Regions from separate parts of the Homo sapiens genome. Here region 1 is linked to region 2. Evidence: read pairs that join two places in POLR2A ChIA-PET (ENCODE). Cell type or tissue: Panc1. All regions are shown on one strand. Each heading gives the region's core, and the rest is flanking DNA. Links, peaks and the distances in the headings are about the cores only.

What was found. Peaks named below come from ENCODE experiments on the same cell type or tissue, not always from the same donor. Only the 100,000 strongest peaks of a DNase experiment are listed, where the experiment ranks them.
Region 1: POLR2A ChIA-PET joins it to region 2 with 7 read pairs; 2 of 35 experiments call an interaction of 5 or more read pairs at or near these places.

The regions. Positions count from the first base shown.
Region 1 is chr14:105,256,752-105,261,133 of GRCh38, forward strand. All of the region lies in intron 3 of BRF1 (BRF1 general transcription factor IIIB subunit), which reads right to left. Among named protein-coding and RNA genes, the nearest start is that of BTBD6, 10 kb to the left of the region's middle. In Panc1, for the core only: no CTCF peak of the experiment used is centred there; a DNase peak (open chromatin) is centred at 2,200.
Region 2 is chr14:105,051,014-105,055,342 of GRCh38, forward strand. GPR132 (G protein-coupled receptor 132) reads right to left here. Exons shown (of 4, transcript NM_013345.4): 4 at 1-1,089. All of the region lies in intron 1 of LOC124903398 (a long non-coding RNA gene), which reads left to right. Among named protein-coding and RNA genes, the nearest start is that of GPR132, 12 kb to the right of the region's middle. In Panc1, for the core only: no CTCF peak of the experiment used is centred there; no DNase peak of the experiment used is centred there.

The DNA.
Region 1 (4,382 bases), core at 312-4,311, 210 kb after region 2:
AGGCACAAGTGAGACTTCTGTGAACCCAGTACCAGGACAAGGGACTGCAAGGAACCTGGAGCCGGGTCGGGGGAACCAGAAACGGTGGGGGCTTCCATCTGATCCTGGAGAAAGCGTGCACCCCCACACACCCGCCTGCCCAGTCAGGTGCCCACCATATGGTGGATCTGCTGCCCACACACAGCACAGAAGAGACAGTGGCACTCATGCTCCATCCCAAGGGCACTTGCTGAGCACCTATCAGGCGTCAGGCAGGCAGTCCTCCCGAGAGACAGAAAACTAGACCTGGGGCCCCCTTGGTGAGTGGTGAGCCTGCAGGCGCCACTGGGGGCTGCGCTCGAGAGACAGGTGTGGGGACCCCGCACAGGACCTGTCTTCGCTCAGATGAACAAACAGGACCAAGAATGTGTCCTAAGTGATTCAAAACTCACATGGATACATAAGTTATCAAACACAAGTCACTGGTTAATACACTCTGCCAGACAGCTGAAGTGCACATCTCCCATGGGCCCACTGTAGCTTCGAGAAGTCACTAAGGACACCTCCTGGAGCTGGATCAGGAGTCCAGAGCAGGGGTCCAAAGGAAGATCCCCGGGACCAGAGCAGCAAAGCCCCACCACGCAAGAACCTCGCAAGCAATCAGATGGTTAGGACGCCAGCCCACTCATCCACGCCCTGGGCTGGAGGCCCCTGACCTCTCTTGCAACTCCATGCAGAACAGCAAGGCCTCCCACCCTAAGAAGGTGCCAGGGCTGGGTACAGGGGCATTCCGACACAGAGCAGAACCCCCAGGACGGCTGGGACGTGAGCGGTGAGGCCCGTGAACAAAGGTGCATCTGAAGGCAGGCAGTCCCAGAGGGCCGAGACAACGGGCAGGACCGACTGCAGCACAGCCAACAGCCTCACAAGAGGCACTATGAGAAGACCGGCGGCAGGGGTGGGGCCAGTGACATCAAAGGAAACCAAAGGAAAGCAGTAAGAACTACCTGGGGAAACGCCCGTGACAGCCAACACACACCAACGGGAAAAGTGAACGAGGCCAGAAGGCTACACCCTGTGTGACTCCAAGCATACACCTTCCGGAAAAGGCAAAACTATGGAGACAGCATTAGGTCAGTGGCCACCAAGGGCTGGGGAAAGGCAGGGTGGGTGGGCCGAGAGGAGGGTTCCAGGACGCTGCAGCTCTGCACCACTCCGCACTGGTGGGTTCACATATTGCATATTTGTGAAAACCCATAGAAGGCACAGCCCCAAGAGTGAACCTCAATGTGAACTGTGGACTTTTCTTATCAACAACTTGGCAAGACGGGCTCATCAACCATAACAAATGGACCAGCTAACACAAGATGTTAATAACATAGGGAAATTGGGGATTGAAGGGGGTGTATGGGAACTCTGTACTTTCTACACAATTTTTCTGTAAACTAAGACTGCTCTAAGAAATAAACTCTACTGGGCTGGACGCGGTGACTCACGCCTGTAATCCCAGCACTTCGGGAGGCCGAGGTGGGTGGATCACAAGGTCAGGAGATCGAGACCATCCTGGCTAACATGGTGAAACCCCGTCTCTACTAAAAATACAAAAAAATTAGCCGGGCGTGTTGGCGGGCACCTGTAGTCCCAGCTACTTGGGAGGCTGAGGCAGGAGAATGGCGTGAACCCAGAAGGCGGAGCTTGCAGTGAGCCGAGATGGCGCCACCGCACTCCAGCCTGGGCGACAGAGCGAGACTCCGTCTCAAAAAAAAAAAAAGAAATGAACTCTAAGGCCAGGCGCAGTGGCTCACGCCTGTAATCCCAACACTTTGGGAGGCCGAGGTGGGAGGATCACCTGAGGTCAGGAGTTTGAGACCAGCCTGGCCAACATGGTGAAACCCCGTCTCTACTAAAAATACAAAAATTACCCAGGGGGTGGTGGCGGGCACCTGTAATCCCAGCTACTTGGGAGGCTGAGGTGGGAGAATTGCTTGAACCCAGGAAGCAGAAGTTGCAGTAAGCAAATATCGCACCACTGCACTCCAGCCTGGGCAACAGAGCGAGACTCAGTCTCAAAAAAAAGAACTCTATTTAAATAAGAAAAAGAATAAAGGCCAAAATAAAAAAAGGCAAAACAATTCAACAGAAGCTTCATGAAGACAAAAAAAAATAGCCAACAAGCACATGAAAAAGAACTCAACTGCATTAATCATCAGAAATGCAAACAAAACTGTGACAATGCCACGAGCCCGCGACGTCACTGAATGCCGGCGAGGATGTGGGGCAAGCACAGCTCACCCATGCTGCTGATGGAAGCGTGAAGTGGTACAACCACCTTGGGAAAAGGCCTGGAAGTTTCTTACAAAGCTAAACACACACCTCTGACCCACCTATTCCACTCCTAGGTATTTACCCAAGAGAAATAAAAACAGATGTCAGCCAGGTGCAGTGGCTCACACCCATAATCCCAGCACTTTAGGAGGCTGAGGCCAGCAGATCACCAGAGCCCAGGAGTTCAAGACCGGCCTGGGCAACACAGTGAGACCCTGTTTCTACAAAAAAATCCAAAAATTAGCCGGGTATGGTGACAAACACTTATTGTCCCAGCTACTCAGAAGGCTAAGGCAGGAGGATTGCTTGCACCCAAGAGGTCGAGGTTGCAGTGAGCTGTGATTGCACCACTGCACTGAGCTGGGGCCACAGAGTGAGACTCTGTCTCTAAAAATAAAAAGAAATATGTCCACAAAAAAACTTGTAGAAAAATGTTCATAGCAGCTTCATTCAGAACAGCCAAAAACGGGGAGCAGTCCAGGTGTCCATTAATACAAGAATACTCTGGCTGGTATTCACACAGCAATACCACTCACCATACAAAACACCATGGGCGCCTCTCAAAACCATGTCCACCGGACACGGGGCTCACGCCTGTAATCCCAGCACCTTGGGAGGCCAAGGCGGGCAGTCACTTGAGGCCAGGAGTTTGAGACCAGCCTGGCCTACACAGCAAAACCCTGTCTCTACTAAAAATACAAAAGATGAGCTGGACATGGTGGCGTGCCCCTGTAGTCCCAACTACTTGAGAGGCTAAGGCATTAGAATCGCTTGAACCCAGGAGACAGAGGTTGCAGTAAGCTGAGATGGAACCATACTGCACTCAGCCTGGGCGACAGAGCTACATTCTGTCACCAAAAAAAAAAGCATGTGAAGTGACAGGGCACAGATCATATGATTCCATTTATAGGGCATTCTAGAACAGGCACAACTGGTCTGTAGTGGAAGGAAATGGAAACAGCGGTTGCCTTTTGCGGGGCTGGGACTGTTGGAAGGGGCATGAGGTCTGTCCACAGAGCCCTGCTCTGGGCTGACGGGTGACCGTTTGTCAGAACTCTCCAGATGGAGCAATTAGGGCCTGTGCATCTCACTTTAAGCCAACTTTACCTTCAGAGGAGAAAAAGACCCAGGAACGATGCTCACCCCCATTGAGCTGATGGTCTGCCTGCTGAAGGACTGTGTGCAGTACACAGACGTCTGCAACTTGCCTTGAAATGTGCCAAAAAATAAGATGGTGAGGGCAGCATAGCTTTGGGGAGCGGACCACAGGTGTGAGCGAGGGGACTCCACAATTCACTTCAACTTTGCAGGTGTTCGAATTTTTTTTTTTTCCCGAGATGAAGTCTTGCCCTGTCGCCCAGGCTGGAGTGCAATGGTACAATCTTGGATCACTACAACCTCTGCCTACCAGGTTCAAGCGATTCTCCTGCCTCAGCCTCCCAAGTAGCTTGGACTACAGGCATGCACCACCATGCCTGGCTAATTTTTTTTTGTATTTTTAGTAGAGATGGGGTTTCACCATGTTGGCCGAGCTGGTCTCAAACTCCTGACCTCAGGTGATCTGCTCACCTCAGCCTCCCAAAGTGCTGGGATTACAGACATAAGCCACCAAGCTCCACAGAAAATTTTCTTAATAAAACAATGGGATAAGTGTGTACATTTTTAAAAGGAGCTTCAAATTAAACATTTAACGAAGTTAGAATTACTGCTTTCCTTGAAATGAAAATCACCTGGCACTTGATCCGCATTCACCTGGCTCTATCAGGCGCTTTCAGGGAAGTTTCCAGACGATGGAAGCTCAATTATGTGCTTCCCTTGTGAGGATATCACATTCCCTCTGGCCAATCCCGGGAGGGCCTACTAATGCCTTTGGGGCCCAGCCTACAGGTCCCCCAGCTAATGAGCTCCCAGGGCTCTGGAGGTTCTCCTGTGTCCAGCATGGCTGGTACCTGTGTCCTCCCAGCAGCCCCTCCCTTTTGCTGAGCAGCTGCTTCTGACCATCTGGGAATCAGAAAAAAGTCTGCAGAGAAGAGGCCCTGTCTGCGGCCCCCAGGGTGCGAAAGCCTGGATTCTGCCAG
Region 2 (4,329 bases), core at 1-4,000:
GCCTCTTTGCAGGGCATGGTGACCCTGGTGGGTGCACGGGCCTGGAGAAGGTGTAGTGGTCTGCAAGGGCCACGGGCGACTGCAGCTCCTCGGTGTCCCTGCTGTGGGTGAGCCTGGTGACGTCTGTCTTCATGGACCACTCTTTCCACCCCTTATGGATTCTGGACACTTCTTGGCGGGAATGGTCCGTGGCCAGCACGTAGATAATGGGGTCAGCCACGCCGTTCACCGTGGACAGGCACAGAAACACCACAGAGGCTGTGTACAGCCTTTCCTCCAAGCCGCACATGGCGTTCCTGTCTCCTCTGTAGTAGGAAAAGGCAGCGGCTTTGACGAGGAGAACCAGGTGGTACGGGGCGAAGCAGACTAGGAAGATGACAACCACCGCGATGGCCGAGTGCTTCACCTTGGCCTTCTGGGCAGCGCTTAAGCCCATGCTCTGCTTGATGCTCCTGAAAATCCGGTGGTTGGTGAAGGCGATGATGGAGAGAGGGATGGCAAAGCCAACGGTGAACCTGGCGTAGTAGTACCCGGCAATCCTGCTGTCCATCTGCAGCATGTCAAAGCAGGTCTCCTTGTCTTCCGTCTGGAACACCGGGTAGTGAACGATCCCGACGAGGATGAAGATGCAGGCGGAGATGAGGATGGCGGTCCTCCGGCGGCGGCGGCCCCGACTCTCCAGCGCGTACACCACGGCCACGAAGCGGTCGCAGGAGATGCAGCACAGGAAGAGGATGCTGACGTAGATGTTGCAGAAGAAGATGTAGGCGGTCACCTTGCAGGCCAGCAGGCCTAGGGTCCAGCGGTGCTGGTTGCGGATATAGATGACCCAGAGTGGCAGCGTGCCTGTGTACAGCAGCTCGCAGAGTGCCAGGCAGAGCAGGTAGACGGCCAGCACGTTGCCCTGCAGTACCTGCAGCAGCGCCAGCCACGCAGTCAGGCAGTTGGCCGGCACCCCCAGCGTGCACACCGCGCTGTACACCACGACCAGGACTATCCTGCTCTCTTCGAAGGACACGTTGTTGCAGGTCTTGGCGGAGAGGCCCAGGGAGGCCCACGGGGCAGTGGTGGTCACTGGGGTGGCGTTTCCTGTGGGACAGAGACAAGAGTGAGGACGGGAGTCCCTGGAAACCACCTGGGAGAGACTCTACTGTGGGAAGAAAGGATAGAAGCTTTGTGGTAGCTCAGACTAGACACACGCAGGTGTTTAAAACATTTCCAAATTGATTTTTTAGAGCAATTATTAGATAGTGGATCTCCAACCTAGCAGCGTCATGGACAAAGAATGCAGGCTGGGCAATACTGAATCATTTTTCTTTTTTCTTTTTTTTGAAATGGAGTTTTGCTCTTGTGGCCCAGGTTGGAGTGCAGTGGCACAACCTCGGCTCACTGCAACCTCTGCCTCCTGGGTTCAGGCAATTCTCCTGCCTCAGCCTCCCAAGTAGCCAGGATTACAGGCACGTGCCACCATGCCTGGCTAATTTTTGTATTTTAGTAGAGACGGGGTTTCACCATGTTGGCCAGGCTGGTCTCGAATTCCTGATCTCAGGTGATCCGCCTGCATCAGCTTCCCAAAGTGCTGGGATTACAGGCGTGAGCCATTGTGTCTGGGCAATGCTGAGTCTTTGTAACTCACTGAGGTTTTCAAAAATGTTGCTTCTGGCCCGGCATGGTGGCTCACACCTGTAATCCCAGCATTTTGGGAGGCTGAGGCAGGCAGATCACTTGAGGTCAGGCGTTTGAGACCAGCCTGGCCAACATGGAGAAACCCTGTCTCTACTAAAAATTTAAAACAAATAGTTGGGCGTGCTGGCTCGCACCTGTAATCCCAGCTACTCTGGAGGCTGAGGCAGGAGAATCACTTGAACCCAGGAGGCGGAGGTTGCAGTGAGCTGAGATCGTGCCGCTGTACTCCAGCCTGGGCAACAAGAGTGAGACTCCTTCTCAAAAAAAAAAAAAAAGTTGCTTGTGTGTTTGAAAAGAATGTTGATCCTGTAATTGCTGTGTGAGTGCTTTTCTAAGCAGTCTGTTAGGCGCTGCTACTATGCCCTTCCAGCGCTGACCCACTTTGCCTCCACTTCCCACCTGGCCCCATAGCTGGGCACTGCCTCATCCTAATTCCTAACCTGTAGTCTTTTTTTTTTTTTTTTTTTTTTTGGAGATGGAGTCTCTCCCTCTGCTCTGTTGCCCAGGCTGGAGTGCAGTGGCACGATCTCAGCTCACTGCAACCTCTGCCTCCCGGATTCAAGGGATTCTCCTGCCTCAGCCTCCTGAGTAGCTGGCATTACAGGCATGCGTCACCACACCCAGCTAATTTTGTATTTTTAGTAGAGATGGGGTTTCTCCATGTTGGTCAGGCTTATCTTGAACTCCCGACCTCAGGTGATCTGCCCTCCTTGGCCTCCCAAAGTGCTGGGATTACAGGCGTGAGCCACTGCGCCCGGCTAATCTGTAGTCTTACCACATATTTGCCTGTGTGAACTATCAATTACTAAAAAAGATAATTATAAGCTCCTGTGGGAGTGGTGGATTTGTCCACCTCTCCTTGTATTCTCCCAGTGCTTGCTTTACGTATTTGAAGCTACTGTGAATTGGGGCATAGGAGTCACAGATGGTTCTGTCTTCTTGGTGAATTGATCCTCTTATTACTATGTCATGTGATACCCCTCCTCTCGGTGGCAGGAGACTAATGACCCCACCCAAAAGATGTCTGAATCCTAATCCTTGGGACATGTAGATATGGCAGGTTACACGGGAAAGGGGAACTAAGGTTGCAAGTTGAATGAAGGTTGCTAACTAGCTGACAGTAAAATAAAGAGATTATTCTGGACTATCTGGTGGGCCCAATGGAATCACAAAAGTCCTTAAATGTGGGAGAGGGCAAAAGAAAAGGAGATCAAAGTGATCTCAGCAACCTGCCTCAAACACAGCTCTCCGAGGTCAGAAACTCATCCTTTCCAGCCAGGGGGTTGCTAGAGGTCACGCAGGGTGTGCAGTGGTGTGACTTCCCCAAGCTCTGCCAGCGCCACCAGCTCCAGTGTCCTGGCTGCCCACTCTGGCTGAGTTCATGCTTCTGGGCCTTCTGTGGTTACAGATCATGGAGTCCCACCTCCAGGTCAGCAGGAAGCCGCAGACAGACCTGGCCTCAGCACCTGACGGACGGACAGAGCGTTGCCAAACTTATTGGGCCACAGCAGCCCCGGGCGGGGCAAACTTCAGCTGTGCCCTGGCGCGAGGTCAGGGGTCCCTGGGCACTGTCCAGCCCGCTGGCCTCAGGAACCTTCCACATGCAAATGTCGTAGTTTCCTTGACCTCCCTCCTGTACTTGAGGGCCTGTTGACCTCCAGCACGATGGGGCAAGTCACCCCGAACGGGGTCAGCCCTGCGGCCCCATTGTGTCGCTCTTTTTTTTTCTTTTTTTTTTTTTTGAGACGTAGTCTCAAAAAACTGTGTTGATGCCCAGGCTGGAGTGCAGTGGCGTGATCTCTGCTACTGCAACCTCTGCCTCCCAAGTTCAAGTGATTCTCCTGCCTCAGCCTCCCGAGTAGCTGGGACTACAGGCACTCGCCACCACGCCCATCTAATTTTTGTAGTTTTAGTAGAGACAAGGTTTCACCAGGTTGGCCAGGCTGGTCTTGAACTCCTGACCTTGGGTGATCTGCCCACCTTGGCCTCCCAAAGTGCTGGGATTACAGGTGTGAGCCACCATGCCAGGCCACTTGTTTTTGTGCATTTAAAAAATTCAGCTGGGCGCAGTGGCTCACGCCTGTAATCCCAGCACTTTGGGAGGCCAGGGTGGGGAGATCACTAGAGGTCAGGCGTTCGAGACCAGCCTGGCTAACCTGGTGAAAACTCGTCTCTACTAAAAATACAAAAATTAGACAGGCGTGGTGGCAGGTGCCTGCAGTCCCAGCTACTTGGGAGGCTGAGGCAGGAGAATGGTGTGAACCCGGAAGGCAGAGATTGCGCCACTGCACTCCAGCCAGGGCAACAGAGCAAGACTCCATCTCAAAAAAAAAAAAAAAAAAAAAATTCGGCCCCATGGGCCGTTCATTCCTTCAATCCCAACGCTTTGGAAGGACAAGGCAGGTGGATCACCCGAGGTCTGGAGTTCCAGACCAGCCTGACCAACATGGTGAAATCCCATCTCTATTAAAAATACAAATATTAGCCAGGCGTGGTGGGCACCTGTAATCCCAGCTACTTGGGAGGCTGATGCAGGAGAATCCCTTGAACCTGGGAGGCAGAAGCTGCAGTGAGCCGAGATTGTGCCACTGCACTCCAGCCTGGGCGATAGAGTGAGACTCAATCGCAAGAAAAAAAAATTGA